Linked DNA regions of Homo sapiens: region 2 is linked to region 1. Evidence: chromatin loops called from intact Hi-C (ENCODE). Cell type or tissue: heart left ventricle. All regions are shown on one strand. Each heading gives the region's core, and the rest is flanking DNA. Links, peaks and the distances in the headings are about the cores only. Region 1 has its middle 6.3 kb from the start of ARMC9. Region 2 overlaps PSMD1 (proteasome 26S subunit, non-ATPase 1).

Region 1 (2,806 bases), core at 66-2,565:
GGCTTCTTACCAGCAGCTCAAGTTGTCAAGGATCTGGGTTGGTTCTGAATTGTATCATCCCCGTGACTAGGTGTGATATGGAACAAATAGATACGGTTTGATACAGTTTAAAAATAATTAAACTACTATAATTCCTTAGTTATAATTTAAGACTTTCTTTGAATCCTGAACACTTGTGTAAGCATAATGCCAGTATTTAGGTGGAAAATCTCTGACTCAATCTCAGTCTGTTTAACTTATTCGATGTGTTCTCGTGGGAGTACAAAGGATACTTTTGTCACAAGAGGCAAAACTGCTTAGTTCTGAAGCTTCCTCCAGGCAGTCTCTAGGTTGGCTCTGCTGTGTATATTCCATGAGTTCATAGCAATACACTGAACCAGCTGCCTCAGCTTCCCCACTCTTAGGACCTGCCAAAGCATCCCATTTGCCCCAAATGTTCTTGTTTGACCACTCCAGTTTTCCCAAAATGGGATACATACTGCCAATGGGCCCAAGATGACTTTCTAAATTGTTTAATTATGAAAATTTCAAACATATGCAAAACCAGAGGATGGTTTAGTGAATCGCCATACACCCATCTCTCAGATTCTAGAATTATAATGACACTGGTGCTGGGAAAAACTTAACCTCAAATTAAATCCTTGGAATATGCTGAACACTTTAGCCAATATCTTCAGCCTTGCATAGGACATCGAAGGGACTGGTGGAGCTCTAGATTCTGGTGGGGGACACAGCTGATTCTTCTGCAGCCTAGAGCCCTCTGTGGGCCCTAGCCCTGAGTACTTTAGGGGCAGGAGGGTCACACTCCTCTGTGGCCTGCTACACACAGTTCATGAATGAAGTCATCTTTGCAGGCAAAGCAGGCATCTTTCTGGCTGCTGTCTTTGTTGGAAGGCAAAGAGCTGAGACCACAAGCAAAGAGGGAGAGTTGGTAAATGTTACTTTCCTGAGTTGCATAAAAGGGTGAAGCCACCTAAATTAAGCACACTGAGCCTGACCCACCCAGGCAGACCAGCGGCCAGCTAGACTAAACGCAGTTGCCTCATCCGGGAGCTCCTGCAGGGGGAGTTCAGACCAAGAGCATGTTTCTGGGCAGGCCCAGCGCCTGGATCTAATCAGTGGGATGGAGGAGGAACATACTGAAATGCCCGGCGTAAATCAAGAGATGAATTACAAGATGCTGCTTAAGCGAACATTTCCTTCCAGGAAAGTTGGATCTTGGTCGCTGCTCAAAACTCATGATGTGTGGGGTATGCAGGTCCATTCATCTTCCCAGCCCGGAGTCCATGTAGGGGTGGAGGAACAATTGTCTCCCAAAGGCTGCTTCTCCTCCCACTCCCCTTCCCAAAGCTGTTTATATCTGGAAGCTGAAGATTTCTTGGAAGGAGAGCACACCGGGTGGAAATATTCATCTCCCAAAAGAGCTCTCGGTGGGCGGTAAAGCAGGCGACCCCTGAAAGTCACTGAGCAGCCACTGTGGCCTCTAGTGTGTGTCCTTCCTCCCCTGTCCCAAGGATGTGAGCCGCATCACTGCCCCAATCGTTCTGTGGCCTGGAGGAGGTTGGCAGAAAAACTCAGGCCTCAAAATGAACATCTGGAAGAGCAAGCCTGGATTCCCAGGTGGTTTCCAAGCAGGCACACTTGGAGAGATTGCTAGGGCTTTCATCAGTGGTGTTCATAGACATACTCACTTAAGACTTTTCATGACGACTGTCACTTTCTTTTTTATTTTTTATTTTTTTTGAGATGGAGTCTGGCTCTGTCGCCCAGGCTAGAGTGCAGTGGCGCGATCTCGGCTCACTGCAAGCTCTGCCTCCCGGGTTCACGCCATTCTCCTGCCTCAGCCTCCCGAGTAGCTGGGACTACAGGCACACGCTGCCGTGCCGGCTAATTTTTTGTGTTTTTTCGTAGAGACGGGGTTTCACCATGTTAGCCAGGATGGTCTCGATCTCCTGACCTCGTGATCCGCCCGCCTCAGCCTCCCAAAGTACTGGGATTACAGGCATGAGCCACTGCGCCCGGCCGAGGACTGTCACTTTCTAAGCAAGTTTAAAAAAGCACATCACAGGGCACAGGATGTTAGCCCAGAGGGTGGCATGTTGGTTTAAGCTGGAGGAATAGATGCTAAAGTGACCACATTTGGGTAGTTTCCTGGCAGGTCAACACACCTGGGTGACCAGCAAGATGTGGCACACAGAGAACATCTTTTTTTTTTTTTTTTTTGAGATGGAGTTTCACTCTTGTCACCCAGGCTGGAGTGCAATGGTACAATCTCAGCTCACTGCAACCTCCGCCTCTCGGGGTCAAGAGATTCTCCTGCCTCAGCCTCCTGAGTAGCTGGGATTATAGGCACGTGCCACCACACCCAGCTAATTTTTGTATTTTTAGCAGAGAAGGGTTTTGACCATGTTGATCAGGCTGGTCTCGAACTCCTGACCTCGTGATCTGCCTGACTCTGTCTCAAAGAAAAAAAAAAAGAAAAGAAACGCAAATCTTCTGGCTCAGCAGTCTGGGTGCCTCTGCTGGAACTCAAGGGTCCTAGGCAGGGCCCCTGCAGCATCTGCGGCCAAGAAAGCCGAGCTGCGGGCCCACTGGGTACCCCAGCCAACTCCAAGGAGAGACCCGCGGCCAGTGCAGGCGGGGCAGCCCCCCCAGGGCCCTGCTCCGCGGAGGATAAATGTCTCAGCGGGAGCATCCGGCCGGCGGAGCAGCCCGGGAAGCGGCCCAGACGCAGCCAGACTGGCGTGGGGGCCAGTTCCCGATCTGGGTCCCGGCGGGGGGAGCGAGCCCGTCCCGCGGCCTCCAG
Region 2 (2,806 bases), core at 108-2,607, 70 kb after region 1:
TTCCTGAGCACATTTTGCAGAGCACCTTTGTTCACGTTATCTCTTCTAACTGGTCTGGATTACAGACAGAATCAATACCAGAGGAAATGAAACAGATTGTTGAGGAACAGGGAAATAAACTGCACTGGGCAGCTCTTCTGATACTCATGGTGATAATACCCACAATTGGTGGAAATACCCTTGTTATTCTGGCTGTTTCACTGGAGAAGAAGCTGCAGTATGCTACTAATTACTTTCTAATGTCCTTGGCGGTGGCTGATTTGCTGGTTGGATTGTTTGTGATGCCAATTGCCCTCTTGACAATAATGTTTGGTAAGTATTTCACTTTGTTTGTGCCATCAAACCACAGAACTATGATATACTATTAGAGAATGGACACTCATTTAATCTTTACTTTTCTTGAAATAAAAGATGAACTTGGACTATTTAAAGATACGGCAAGTAAACAGTCCCTTGTTTTATATCATTCTCTATGGTTGATCAGCAGTTTTAAAGAGCAAAAAATATTTTTTGTAAACTATTTTTCTCCCTCCTAAGCTATCTAATAAAATCATTTAAAAAGTCATTCAAGTTAGTGATATTTATAGATTCTGAATATATTATCTATAAATTATAGTAAATAGGCCTATACTTTAACTTTTCTACACTGATACTTTTTTTCCTCAAAGCAATAACTAGGACACTTCCGGGACAGATATGCGCTGGGTTAACGATAAGGTCTTTGAATTACTAAATCCCAATTTAAATCACTAAACCCCAGTTTAAAATTGGAACTGTCCAAAAATTCTTATTATAGCTCTTAATAGTTTGTATATTATAAACTTGAACACAATTCCTACATATGTGTCATGTTAAGAAAAATTATGTTTAGTTGCTGAAGGAAATGGTTTGGCTCAGAGTGTCCAAAGAGATGATCTATCGATTCAATTTTTTTATGATATATGGGCATCTGTGTTCCTGATAGGCCTCTAAGTTGGTAAGTGGATTAAAACCTAGTTATTGCGATAATAAAAGGTATAGTTTGACACTGAAATCTTAGTTTGCTATAATAAAAAAAAGATATAAGTAGTTCCAGATTTCTGCATATCATCTCTAGTTATAAAATTTGGATAAACACAAATAATTCTGCTGATGAATTATGAGGGCTCCTAGACCCTTGGAATCAGCATTAAAAGGATATTTAACTTATTCAATGCTTGGTATAAACTGATATTCCATTCATAAACTGCCTAAGCAAAATGATTACTTGTGGCAGATATAGTTTCTTAGAATTATATTTACTTATATGAAGATAAAAATATTTTAAGTTACAGAAGTAAAATTTATTAAACTAGAATCCATATTAGAAGGTAAAAAACCCCTGCTATTCCAACTATTATACCCAGGTTTTACACATTACAATTTTATAAGTAATAACAGAAAGATATCTAAAACTATTATCAGATAGTAACAGGTTTACACCTTCCATTTTAAATCAACATTTACCTGGGCTTTAAAATAAATCAAGAAAATTATGTGGCAGGACAAGCAGTAATGAGTAAAGTTCTACTGCTTTAATTAGACTTTCTAATAATTAACAGTCTTTCTATCTCCCTGTTTTATAAATTTGTAATCTTTTAAATAATCTAATGCTGCATGAAACCATGAAAAATAATTAAGAAATCTTACTATAATAGAGAACATAACCCTAATTCTGAATAAAGCTTAAAAGAAAGTATTATGTAGAAATATATATGCATATTTGATAAATACTGTACAGGCATATGATTCTAGCTCTCATCTCCATGTGCATAATAGTAGCTTAAGATGTAAAATCATACTCTTCAAACTGTGCTTTGCTAGGCACACAGAAAATGTCAAAATGCTTATTTCAGACTACCATAAAATTTAATACGTCATTCAATACATGATATTGAAAGAATTATGCAGAAGTGAATTTTAGCTTTAAAATCTTTGAGTCCATAAATATCAAACATCTATTATATGCAAAGTACCATGGTAGATACTTAAATTATCAGCTAAATAGTTAAGGAATCTTAAAAGGCAAAGTACCATAGAATTAAAGTGAGCTAACAAACAAAATACAAAAACAGGTAACAAAGATTTACCTGTTTAATAGATTCCATGTATTCTATAGAAAAATAGGTATCCAGCAGCTGAAAACTTTAAGTGTATATTTAAAATGCTGGTACCCAACATATCCTTAGCAATACAAGTTAGCAGAAAACCCAACATATGTTAACATAAAATATGTGAAATGTCTTCATATTTATGTCTTAAATAATTGATAGACATTTTAATATTATTTCATTCTTCCAAATGTTTATTAACTTTAAATTTATTTTTATTTATTTATTTTAATAGAGATGGAGTCTGGCAATGTTGCCTGGGCTGGCCTCAAACTCCTGGGTTCAAGTGATCCTCTGCCTTCAGCCTCTTAAGTAGCTAGGATTACAGGCACATTCCACCATGCCTGGCTCATGTTTGTTAATTTCTAATTACAAAATAAAATATTTTATAGCCCCAAACACTTTTACTATCAGAAATAAGTTGTATAGTGGGGTTTGTAGATTTTTAAAAAATGAACAAATCTGTGAACTACTATCTAATACATTATTGCATTATTTAAAGCATAATTCAATTTCTATGAAAAAATGTAGGAAAAAAACACATGTTGCCCTCTAACAAACTTCAAAGGATGAATTCATAAATTGGGAACTGCATGTATTACAAATGGAAACCTGACTTCAAATACCAAGATATTTTTATAACCTTTTGCAAGTTAATAAACACAAAGATTTTTCTA

What was found. Peaks named below come from ENCODE experiments on the same cell type or tissue, not always from the same donor. Only the 100,000 strongest peaks of a DNase experiment are listed, where the experiment ranks them.
Region 2: a loop joins it to region 1, with 3 times the contacts of the local background. A loop is called at or near these places in 14 of 110 quality-filtered maps.

Annotation. Positions count from the first base shown.
Region 1 is chr2:231,190,879-231,193,684 of GRCh38, reverse strand. No RefSeq gene overlaps it. Among named protein-coding and RNA genes, the nearest start is that of ARMC9, 6.3 kb to the left of the region's middle. RefSeq lists an enhancer at 1,296-2,176. In heart left ventricle, for the core only: a CTCF peak has its summit at 1,050; a DNase peak (open chromatin) is centred at 1,064; H3K4me3 peaks cover 162 bases; H3K27ac peaks cover 2,129 bases.
Region 2 is chr2:231,120,919-231,123,724 of GRCh38, reverse strand. All of the region lies in intron 16 of PSMD1 (proteasome 26S subunit, non-ATPase 1), which reads right to left. It overlaps HTR2B (5-hydroxytryptamine receptor 2B), which reads left to right. Exons shown (of 4, transcript NM_000867.5): 2 at 1-312. Among named protein-coding and RNA genes, the nearest start is that of HTR2B, 2.7 kb to the left of the region's middle. In heart left ventricle, for the core only: no CTCF peak of the experiment used is centred there; no DNase peak of the experiment used is centred there; H3K4me3 peaks cover 2,497 bases; H3K27ac peaks cover 336 bases.